Regions from separate parts of the Homo sapiens genome. Here region 2 is linked to region 1. A link is a contact called in ENCODE Hi-C or POLR2A ChIA-PET data. All regions are on one chromosome and are shown on one strand. The core of a region is the stretch at or near the end of the contact, and the rest is flanking DNA. Distances in the headings are between cores, read along the strand shown. Region 1 overlaps LINC02098 (long intergenic non-protein coding RNA 2098). Region 2 overlaps ETS1 (ETS proto-oncogene 1, transcription factor).

Region 1 (6,139 bases), core at 2,000-4,499:
CCAATCAGCACCCTGTGTCTCAGGGTTTGTGAATGCACCAGTCGGCACTCTGTGTCTAGCTACTCTGGTGGGGCCTTGGAGAACCTTTATGTCTAGCTCAGGGATTGTGGATACACCAATCAGCACTCTGTATCTAGCTCAAGGTTTGTAAACACACCAATCAGCACCCTGTGTCTAGCTCAGGGTTTGTGAATGCACCAATCGACACTCTGTATCTAGCTGCTCTGGTGGGGCCTTGGAGAATCTTTGTGTGGACACTCTGTATCTAACTAATCTAGTGGGGACGTGGAGAACCTTTATGTCTAGCTCAGGGATTGTAAACGCACCAATCAGCACCCTGTCAAAACAGACCACTCGGCGTTACCAATCAGCAGGATGTGGGTGGGGCCAGATAAGAGAATAAAAGCAGGCTGCCCGAGCTAGCAGTGGCAACTCGCTCGGGTCCCCTTCCACACTGTGGAAGCTTTGTTGTTTCGCTCTTTGCAATAAATCCTGCTACTGCTCACTCTTTGGGTCCACCCTGCTTTTATGAGCTGTAACACTCACCATGAAGATCTGCAGCTTCACTCCTGAGCCAGCGAGACTACGAACCCACCAGAAGGAAGAAATTCCAAACACATCCGAACATCAGAAGGAACAAACTCCCGACGTGCCACCTTAAGAGCTGTAACACTCACCGCGAGGGTCCCCGGCTTCATTCTTGAAGTCAGTGAGACCAAGAACCCACCAATTCCGGACACAATATGACTTTAAAGATCACTAAATTAAATAGAATGTGTTCTTAAATATCTTTCATGAAATGTAAGCTCAGTAAATGATAAAAGGGATCATGAACTGTGTGGTCATCCTATCCCACAGTAACTATTAATGTATATAAATGATGCCCAGATTTAACAGGACAGGATAAAAGTAATACCACAAACACTAAGAAATAAATGTTAATATCAGACTGTTACCTTGTTAATAGTGGGGAAGTGTCACATGTTTCAGAGACATCCTAGTTATTTACATCCAGAAGAGGTTTCACCAGGCACATTATATAGAAGAGCCCACCAAGAAACAGTGAGCTGAAGAGACCTTGCATAGCCAGCTAACACCAGAGACAAAGATCATGTGAGAAACTAGAAGCCAGTTGTGAAAGGGGCACCATCAGCATCACTGGTCCTTGCATTTATAAAGAGGCAATTTAGTTTTTTAATTAGATCAGGTTTTCTGACTAATGAAATAATATCTCTGTACAAACATATACATACACACATGCAGATACCCAATACACAGAAAAAAAAAGAGTTAATTGAAGAATAGGAAAGGAATTTAAGATCACTCAAATCGAGATCTTCAAAATTCAAGTATACATATTTCACTCATAACAGAAACAGGAAGCTGTGAATAAGGAACAGTCATAAAACAAGGAAGATGTCTTTGAAATCAAGATTATAATTGCCATCTACATACAGTTGCTTGCTCTATGTCTCTTTCTCTTTCTCTTTCTTTCTCTCTCTCACTCTGAAACTTCCAAATGTCTTCTATTAACAGGACACTTAATTCCAGGTGATGTATGTATCAAATTAGAATTCTAGCCCTTCTATATAGTCTCAGGTTGTCTGTCATCTCTCCCTGAATGTTTCTGAGTCCCCCACCTGCAGTTCCCTGTGGCTTTTTCAGTGAGAATGTGCCACTCAGCTTTTCTAATGGGGTCTTCTGGTGGCCCTGAGTGATGAGATCACTAAGGAAATACTTTAGTGTTGAGAGACTCGTCCTGGGCCCAAACAAAGCCCACCTTCTGATGTCAGAAGGGGCACTTAGAAGTGAATCAGCACTCTGTCCTATCAGGCTTTCTATTTATGAAGAACAAGAGGTGAATAGCACTGTCCTTGCTGTGCACACTCATATTCCTCTGAAGCCCCTTTGATACAATAACTCAGCTGGTTCTGTCTTCCTCTCAGAGCATGGAATCTCTCCTGCCAATGGGGGGACTGTGTGGTTTGAAAAAGCTCCTGTAGGTGGTTCTGATTCAGAACACCCCACCCATCCAGCACTGGATTGAGAACTAGGGGTCAAAAGGCACACTGAACGGTAGACGTGAGGCTTCCTACGTCTCCTATTTCACAGACTTTATGGAAAAGCAGGTTTGGAAATGAATGAACCCAGGATGAAAATTTAAGTCTCTATAAAATATTTTTCATCTACAAAGAAACAACTTTTTCCTCTACCAAAGTTATTTCAGATACATGTGTCTTCATTATGGTCATCTGGGTATTTGTAAGGAATACCACATCCCTTGCATTTCAGGTGTGTTGTGAATTAAAGATTACATTATTTTCCTTTTATCCTTATCATCTCCAAACCTCCTACACAACAATTGCAAAAGAAGTAATACTGCAAACTCTCAAGTCTGTTGTGAGGATTAATTTACTTAGATTACATAAGATATTTAAAACAATAAAAGGTGCTTAATGTATAAAACCTATTATCATAGTTAACTTTTCTTTTAGTCTTATGGCTACATTGTGTAGTAAATATTGTATAATCTGCATTGCATAGTCATACAAAAATGTCATCTTCACAGTACATTTCTAATAACCTGGAAAGCATTCTGTCATTTTCTTAATATTGGCATGATTCTTGGGTTTGGTTAAAAGGGATTAGAAGAGATTCATTCTCCCCATCTCTACTAAAAATACAAAAAAATTAGCCGGGCCTGGTGGCGGGCGCCTGTAGTCCCAGCTACTTGGGAGGCTGAGGCAGGAGAATGGCGTGAACCTGAGAGGCGGAGCTTGCAGTGAGCCGAGATCACGCCACTGCACTCCAGCCTGGGCGACAGAGCAAGACTCTGTCTCAAAAGAAAAAAAAAAAAAAGAAGAAGAAGAAGAGATTCATTCTGTGTTTGGTCTCTTTTCTCCCCTGTTTGAATTTGTCACAGCCCTTTCCCTATACTGAATCTGATTGCTAGGAAACAGTCCGTTGTGAAATATGTCTCAATGTTACACTTATTTGCAATATATTCAGCTTTACTCCATGCTCTGGCATTGTTCTAATGAGATCAATGTATTGCCAAACTGAGTCACTGGTTCCTTCCCTTCTTCCAAAGAAAACAACGGCAATTCCAAGGAATTCTTTTCTTTGTTAGTTTTTAGCCTCCTATTTCATTTCTATTATAAATAGCATCAATTATCTGATGTGTAGCTGACAGAGAAGTTTGCCTCCCATGAATCATTTCATTCAGCTGATTCGGCAAAACATTTGACCATGAACGTGCATGCGTGTGTGTGTGCACAGACTCCAGTGCCTGAGTTTTCGTATAAACTAGATAAAGTCCATTTGTCTCCAGATTAATGATAAACAAGATTAAGAACACAGTTTCTAAGTTTTGTTTCATTTGGGCCTTCTCGAGCTGCATTTAGCCGATACTAAGTTATAATGACCTTTGGAAAGTTCACAAGTTTCCAGGGGTCCAGGATAGTAATTAGCTCTTAATTGTAAAAACAAGTGCTGCTGAAGAACATAAGGTCATAGGAAAATCAGGAATCAGGACTTTGTACAGAAAAAAAAAAGTGAATAAAATAATGTTTATTCATTTATGAATCACTCAGTCATGATTTTCTTTTTATAATATCATCGAAAGAAATAAAATGCCTTGTGTTTAAATTTTCACTATGCTTGTATTTCAGCCTCATCAAGAGATACTACCCCTGATCTTTTCATTTCACTTTCCTCGGGTCTGCCTAAACTCAGTGTCTCTCCTAGAAAACCACCCAACTCATGAAAAACTGTTTGTAAGAAAATGTTCTCAACACAAAGAAATAATAAAGGTTTGAGATGATAAATATGCTAATTACCCTGATCTGATCACTATACATGATATGTATGAAAACATCACTATGTACCTTGTAAAATTATTATACGTCAATTAAAAAAAGGGAAAATGTGTTGTGCTTAATTATAATAAGAAAATTTAAACAGATTGATGAGAATTCAAAGTTTTCACTGATGTGAATATTAGTTAACAGGAAAAAAGAACTCATAAAAACTGTTCCATACTTGTTTTACCCCAAAATGTTAATCCATGCTGTTATAGATACCCTGTGAGACACACAAATGCTTTTCCAACTCATTGATTTCAAATCAAAGGGCAAAATATACATTAGTAATGATGATATGCCAAAACGCTCCTTAATGTGAACATCAGTATTTACGTTTTAATGTCAGTTACAAAGATCCCTGGGCGGGCGCGGTGGCTCACACCTGTAATTCCAGCACTTTCGAAGGCCGAGGCTGGTGGATCATGAGGTCAGGAGATCGAGACCATCCTGGCTAACACAGTGAAACCCCGTCTCTACTAAAAATACAAAAAATTAGCCGGGCTTGGTCGTGGGTGCCTGTAGTCTCAGCTACTTGGGAGGCTGAGACAGGAGAATGGTGTGAACCCGGGAGGCGGAGCTTGCAGTGAGCTGAGACAGCGCCACTGCACTCCAGCCTGGGCAACAGAGCGAGACTCCGTCTCAAAAAAAAAAAAAAAAAAAAAAAAAAAAAAATCCCTAAGCAGAGATTTGGGATCCTTTATATTCATGAATCTTTAATTCAGGAGTTCAAGATACCACAAACCGGCCGAGTGTGGTGGCTCATGCCGGTAATCCCAGCACTTTGGAAGGCCAATGCAGGTGGATCACTAGAGCCCTGGAGTTAGCCTGGGCAACATGGGGAAACCCCCCGTCCCTACAAAAAACTACAAAAGTTAGCCAGGCGTGATGGCATACGCCTGTAGTCCCGGCTACTCAGGAGGCTGGGAGGACGGCTTGAGTCCAGAAGGTGGAGGTTATAGTAAGCCGTGAACATGCCACTGCACTCCAGCACGTGCAACAGAGCAAGACCCTCTCCTCTTCCTCTCTCACAAAAAAAAAAAAAGAAATCACAGAACTATATTACTGCATATTTGTTTGTGTACAATTTACTTTTAATGTGACAACTTCTAGTTTCCCAATAAACTGAAATCCTACACTGAAAAAATAAATCCAGTAACTCACAATTATGTGTTTTGGCTGGCCAAGCATGTTTATCATTTTAAAATAAAATACAGTGTTGCAAAAACAGTTGTAGTAGCTTGGCAATTGTGTTTCAGTACTGTAATGCATGGGTATCAGAAGAGATTGGGCAGATTTCAGCACATTAAGTTACATTTTATTATAGTTCATTACATTTAAGAAAAAATTAACTGAAAATGCCATTTTTCTTGTTATCAGCATGGAAAGGCCTCAGTATAATAAGTACCATGAATTGATTTATTGAGCACTTACCATGTGCCAGTCAATTGACACTGTTGTCACGTAGTCTTTTAACATGCCTGTGGAGTAGACAGATTATTTTTATTTACATTTATAGATGAAAGTGAGTTTTGGAGAGGTAAGGTAACTGTACTCAAGTTAAAAAAGAAGAAAAAAGGTAGTAAGTATAGTAAGTAGAGGTTCTGAGAATGAAACCCAGCTGCATATGATTCCTTAGACTATGATAACTTCTCTGCTATTGTCATTTGCACAAGCTGGCTAAAAATAAACAAATAAAAGGAGCAAAACTAAAACAAAGAGATCCCATGCACACAAGATGTGCACATAGACTCCTATACCTAAGGAATCATCATACACTAAAAGCTCATATGTTTCCAGGTATTTTTCCTGAAGAGTTGATGGAAATGTATCCTTTGAAGGGTATAATGTGCCACCAATCCTTACCATTCTCCTCCCTCCCATTGCTCTAGTGTCTTGTGTTTTGAGGTGAGTATCCTGAACCAGACCTCTGAGTAGCTGAGTCTGTAGGTAAAACACACATTCATATCATGGACCCTAAGGAGGCTGTGTGCAAATGTACCCTTTCATTTACACGCTAGATCAAAGGCTGTAAACATCATTCCTGAAGACGCATGTGATCATCTTAGCAATGCTGACGTGTACAAATGTGGATGAAGATCAAATTTGCTTAGAGTTGTCTTTCTTTAGCTATTTCTCTTTTAAAACCTATGCTTGGAGTTTTAAAAGAGTTCAAAGCAAAAGTTAAACAATTTTATACCAGCTCTCATCCAAGATAAGACCAGTAGCATCACCAACACAATCAAAATGGTCCCAAGCAATGTTCCATTTGAGAATTC
Region 2 (6,139 bases), core at 1,574-4,073, 230 kb after region 1:
TTCCAAACAGAAGGAGGTCAACGCTGGGCAGGCACCTTCCCAGGCAGTCTCCTCATATTTCCATAGTACATGGCTTACACCAAGACCACCCCATTGGTTTGGTCTCTGTCCATTTCTCCCATCACTAGAATATATGCTGTAAGGACAAGGACTTTGTTTTTTCACTGCTTCAACCCAAAGCCTAGCACAGTGCCTCACCAACAAACACCAACAAACAAAAAATTCTTTGCTGTTGAATGACTGTGTCATTTGACATGTTCTCCCTGAGAACACAGACTATATCTTACTGAGCCATATATCCTCAATGCCAGGTATGATAGCTTGTCTTCAGCAGGTACTCATTAAATATTTTCTAAATTACATTACTGAAACAAACCTCCTCTGAAGAAAGGCATATGGATTAGAAAGTCCGCTCAAATGGCTTCTCTCTATTAAACAATATTTGGGGCCAAACAATATGGGTGACCCTCAGGCTGCATTTCATCAACGTGTTCCCAAAAATGAAAATGACTACCTGTCCTTTGGGAGTTAATTTGCTACTTTAAGAAGCTAATCCCTTTAGCTCTATTCTAAAAGTCAAATCAAATACCTCGGTGTGGGCAGGACACCACATTTATTTTAACCTATGAAACTCTCATGGTTGGTCACCCTTGCAATAGGGCTGACTCTGCCCTGATAGCACACATCTGGCAGGTGGCCCTAAAACAGAGGAACAGGCCTGCTGGCCCCTCCCTTCCAGCCAGGTGTCTCTACCCACAGCCAAACGATGATGGCAAAAACAGAACATTCGAATCCAGAAATGACCCATCTGTTCACAAGTGTATCAATCTGCCTTTCATGCTACCACAGGAGGACGCACCTCTGAGGGTGGGGTGGGTGACTCCCCAGTCCAAGCATCACCCCTTTCTGTCAACCCTCTTCTAAATCACCATTCACAAAGGCCCCTAAATCTCCTGATTTCCATTAAGTTTAAGGACAAAACAGAAAACATCCTGACAGTTTCTTGGCCTCTGGACCAAGCTCAACCTGAAGCTGCACAAAGTCTTGTTGCCTGAGGATGAATAACTCAAGAAACTGTATTGCTGGACTGACTGGCAATCAAGACCCTGAGAAAATTATTTTAAGAAGATTAAGGGCCAGGAGTGCTTGATATTTTGGCTGAGTTCTATGTCTCTCATTTCTTCTGAGTTGTATATTTTCTTTGCCCCACCCTGACCCAATCTTATCTCATCTCTAACACACTCCATGTATAACATTCTATAACTGGCCAATACGGCCGTGGTTTAAAGACTCACTCTGTGTCAGTATATTCTATAAACGTGTTCCTGTATCAGTGGCTAATAACTCAAGGGCAGTGATTGGGAATATAACTTCCAATAATTCAACTCAAACAACAAAGAACATTCTGACAGGTGTTTGGAAAGCATACTTGCTGAACACGATGATGAACAAACAACAACTTTATAAACTTGTATTTGTTGCTGAGATAGCCAGTATCTAACCATGAAAAAGAGTGAGAAAACAGCTCTCAAATCAGTTAAAACCAGTCTTTGACTGCCGAGTTCATGTCTCTTGCATGTTAGATCAAAAACGAAAGGAGGAGGAGTGTCAAAAAATTTAAAAATAAAAGCCATTTTACATGTCAGGCAGTGGAGTACTGAGTGATGACGGCATCCTATAAAATTAAAATATATGATGCCTGTGGGAAAGCCCCGGGTAGGGAGTTGAGGGTACGAGGCTTTGATATCAGTTCTTACCTGAATCACCATATGCAATCTTATGCAACTCATTTAATCTCTCTGGGCTTTACTTTTTCCTTTCCTAAAATGGAAATAGTAATCTCTGCTTCTCTTTAGTTTATAAAAATGTAAATTAAGTCCTTATTACAAAAATCTGCATATATACATATATATAGACAGAGAGAGAGAAAGACACTTAAAGAGGTGAACAATTTAGGAGCAACTGAATATACAATAATGGAATTACAAAGAAGAATGAAACAACAGAAAATATATTTTTAAAAACAATTTTCAGTAAAAAACAAGAAAAAAGATGCATTTAAAAAAAATTGTAAAAGCACTAGAAAAAATCTAATTAGACTTCCAAGGATTAAATTGGCCTTCGTATGGCAACTTTGAAAAAGTAGAAAGTTGGAGGTTAAGGAAAAAAAAGTTACAGTATACGAATGTAAAAATTTTTAATATTTTCAATGAGAATAAGCATTTAGGACTTTTTTAAGTTAGGGAAGACTCTGAAATCCTTGTTCCCATGTTAAAAGTGCACACGCACCAAAAGAGACAGCAGATGCAAACTGCTTTGCAAGTGAAAGTATCACAGGCATATATGGTTTAGGGAAATCTTGGCCACAGATGGACTTAGATCCTCTTTTCCCGATGCACCTTTTTCCTTAGTTATTCATGTCCCTCACCAAGTATTCTTCACCTAAGTATTGTATAGAGCTCACCTAGAGCAAGTTCAACACCGTTCCCCACAAATGCCAATAGTTTGGGCCCAAAGAGACGGGTCCCACCAGCATTAACTGGGGTTCAAGCAGAACCTCTTGTCCAGCCATCAGGGCCCAAGACAGGCTTGACAGCAAGACCAGGTGGCTGGCAACTGGCCAGTGGAGTCCTCCCACCTGGAACAGGGTTAAGTGAGGCTTATTTGGCCAGTCTGACTTGGGTCTGAGAACAAGACAGTTACACATTTTTAGGGTATGAGGGAAAGACCTTTGTTTTTGCTCTGGCTCTGCACACCTGCAAGTGCTCAAGTACACATGTGTGGGGGCGGCAGCAGGAGAAAGGGGACTGTTCCTCTCTTAAAGGGGCAGTCTCTATTCAAATGCAACCACCTCTTTCTTCTAAACCCATCAGTAACTCTGTCTAACACATTCAAGCTAACACTCAGACACAAACTTGGACAGTGAGCCAGTGAAGCTCAAGTCAGGAAGTGGGTTTCTTTATAGCTCTTTCCTCCTGATGTCTTCTAGGTAACCGGTTCTTTTAAGAAGTCACCAGAGATGGGTTAGGTTTGGATTTGGGGGAAGGGGATAAGAATTTTGTTATAAACCAAAGAAAAGGTTTTTCCAGCCACTATAAATGTACAAAGAAAAATCTTCCTAAGTGTGTAGGTAATGAGAAGAAAGAAAGATATGTTCACTGATCAGGGTTAGAAAACAGGACTTTAGAAGTCTGAAGATTATAGTCTTTTCTCAGTAGGATTCTCAACTTGCTCTCTGGAATTTATTTTATCCTAGGGGTTAAGTTTTCCCTGCATGTCAACAATGAGAGAAATCACTAGTTAGGTATAATAGAATCCTTGGAAGGTAGTTGAACTAGATCCTAAGTGATCATTTGCACACCGAATTTTGTAAGCATTTATCCAGCATATAATCTCTGAACACTCCTCAAACGTAGCCAGAGTGTGTTGAATAGCAAAACACAATATTAACAACTGCATGGAGGTAGCGGAACAAGTACTTTTTGTTTCACCATAACGTGATAAGCTGAAAGTGTCCTACCTACGCCTTTAAAGAAAAAAAGAACAGAGAACCTAGCCTTGAGAGGCCTCCATAAGAAACTCCACCGCCTCAGCTCTGAATGTCAAACACCTCCACAGACCTGTGCCCTGTGAGCATCTCCAACAAAGCAAGTCCCATCCTTGTTTCAGAGTTTAAACTTTCACATTCAATCACTCTAGGAGAACTTTCACTCTCATTATCTCTCAGGGAGAGGTGAGTCATACAAAAGACAATAAAGTTTGGGGAGTTACAGTCAACAACATGCATTGAACTCAGAAGCCCATCACGGACTACTGAGAGTGTCGGGACACATGGTCTTGAGTCCTGCCACATGGAAAAGCTGTGCTGGTCTCAACAAGCCATGTTTACAGCTCAGGTCCCTGCAGCTGTCACACTACCTGTTCTACTCAGTTCTCCTGCTTCAGGGAACATAATTGACTGGCTCTACCATGTCCACACCAGCACCCCTCATCCTGGGGACTGCTCCAGCCAGGGACTGAGCACAGTGAGGGCATGCAGGTCCACCCCTGTGAGACACAGAGCTCCTCCAGCAGACGACCTTGACCCAAAGATCCCCTGGGCCCAGCCAAAGTTTTCTTAGAATGGAGCTGCAGTTGAGGGCTCTTTCTACCCAAATCTCCTCCTTCCAGACCTGCAGCATGGTCTGAAGGTTCCGCTGCCTTCTCTTCGCTGCCTTTTTTTCCTTCATAGATGCTCCTTCCGTAAACATCTTGCACATCTAATCATGTCTTGGCACCTGCTTTCCGGCACACTCAAACTAACACAGTATTTTGAATATTTTCTGACATGTGAAAACCCTGAAAGTCATCTTATTTGTTGTTTGCTGTGTAACATTGGGCTAGACCTCCTCCTCTAAAAAGAAAAAAAAAAGTCTCGATTCCCTCATTTATACAATGGGCATAACAGAAACTTCCTCATGTGATATTTGGTGAAGGATTTAAAAAGTCAGTGTATATGAAGGAGTCTAAGCACACAGTAGGAACTTAATACATCTGGGATTGAGCTAAATAATTGAAAAGACCTAATTATTATTAAATGCCTGCTACGCCCCATGACACTGCCAGCAATTACTGCAATTCTATAAGTAAAATGCGTTGTTCCCTGGCCTCAAGGAACTTAGAATTATACTGGAAAAATAAAAGGTTTGGAGAATACTATGGAATGTAGGTGACAGCTAGCACTTAGAGCCTAGCTTCCTGTATACCCAGCACTGCTCCAAGTGCTCTCCATAAACTAATTCATTAGTTCTCACAACAAGCCTATGGTATAGAAACTATTATTACTGCCATTTGCAGATGAGAAAACAGATACAGAGATGTTAGCTTGCCAAAGGTTACACAGCTGCTCACTGGCAGGGCCTGACTCCATGCTCTCAATTCTACAGGGATGGCCCCTGAATGTTGCCCTTGGTAAAACTGCATGGGATGACCACTCTTTCTTGTGTTTAACTTGGACTTCTCTACCTGCAGGCATCCCCAAGTGACTGATGGGGTGCTGATGAGTGCTCCAACCTGCAGGCATCACATGCAAGTCACCTTAGGGAGACAGGAAGGGCAGCGCTTCTCTTGAATGAGCCTCTACAAAGAGCAGCAGCTGCTCACTCTCTGCAGCAGGGGAGGCCGTCCAGAGAAAAGAAAGAAGTGCCAAGGGGGCAAAGGCAGGGTCATCTGGGACACCTGGCAGGGCCTTTCCCAACAGAGGTGATGGGGAGTTTCCGAGGCCTGTTGTTTAAAGGCAATAAAGACTGGTGTGGATGTCTCAGCAGCACGCTGGCTGCATTCTGCTCAGTGGAAACATTTTGCTTCCTCCAAAGGTGGAGCTTCAAACTGGAGACAGAGTGGAATTCCAGAACAGTCACCACCCAATTCCATTATTTGTAGTGAGACTTTATTAAAGAAACAGTGACCCCAAAAATCTAAGACTCAGAGACTCTTCCTCTAAAACAGGCAGTGGGCTATACCCAGAATAGAGGGGTCAACCCGTGAGTCTCCTGGTATCCAAAATCCAGGCACCCTCAAGACCTCAGAGAGTTGTAAACAGCACCAGGGTGCAGGATGTATTGTACAGTATGAATAGATCCCTTCTGTCCAAAGACTGCTTGCAAGGTATTACCGCAGCTGAATCAAGACACTAAGATGCTTCAGCCAGTTGTGGTCTTTGAAAGCCATGACAGAAATAGGCAATCACCACTTTCCACGTTTTTTAAAAGACATTTAGAAAAAAAAAAGTTCATAGTGAGGACGAATCTTTTTACCATGTGATCTTTTTCTACTGGTAGCAGATGATTAAGAAAAATTCATACAAAACTAATTAGATAGGAGGCAGAAACAGTGGAATTACTCACAGGCAATAGAAAAGAGCTTTGCCTCCCAACCAGTTCAAATCTTCCCGGGAATTTTCCTCCTCAGTGCTCCAAAGTATTTTCCCGTCAATCACATAACTGAGCAGCATGTGAGTCTATTACTCCACTGAGATCCCCAGGTCCACGCCAGGCACCCCTTTAGGATCCACTGCTAAACCCAGCACCGTGAATGGAATCCCTGCCAGCATCTCAGCTGCTGGCTGACAGGAAGGCTCTATTTAAGCTGAGGGGGCTGC

Evidence for each region. A loop is a pair of places that touch in the nucleus more often than their neighbours do. ChIA-PET counts read pairs that join two places held with the same protein, here RNA polymerase II (POLR2A). Pooled maps may share reads with other maps.
Region 2: a loop to region 1 is called in a pooled map, with 2.7 times the contacts of the local background. The contact joins two enhancer-like sites. A Hi-C loop is called at or near these places in 8 of 50 pooled maps. POLR2A ChIA-PET finds 5 or more read pairs at or near these places in 2 of 52 experiments (GM12878 and activated CD8-positive, alpha-beta T cell).

What each region holds. Positions count from the first base shown.
Region 1 is chr11:128,237,607-128,243,745 of GRCh38, forward strand. It overlaps LINC02098 (long intergenic non-protein coding RNA 2098), which reads left to right. Exons shown (of 4, transcript NR_146647.1): 4 at 3,672-3,835. Among named protein-coding and RNA genes, the nearest start is that of LINC02098, 32 kb to the left of the region's middle. Within about 2 kb of position 3,250, at least 2 of the 41 ENCODE cell types and tissues checked have a DNase peak (open chromatin) inside an H3K27ac peak, as active enhancers do.
Region 2 is chr11:128,468,633-128,474,771 of GRCh38, forward strand. All of the region lies in intron 8 of ETS1 (ETS proto-oncogene 1, transcription factor), which reads right to left. Among named protein-coding and RNA genes, the nearest start is that of MIR6090, 51 kb to the right of the region's middle. RefSeq lists enhancers at 912-1,071, 1,542-1,591, 1,602-1,701, 2,520-2,639, 3,642-3,936 and 1 more. Within about 2 kb of position 2,824, at least 13 of the 41 ENCODE cell types and tissues checked have a DNase peak (open chromatin) inside an H3K27ac peak, as active enhancers do.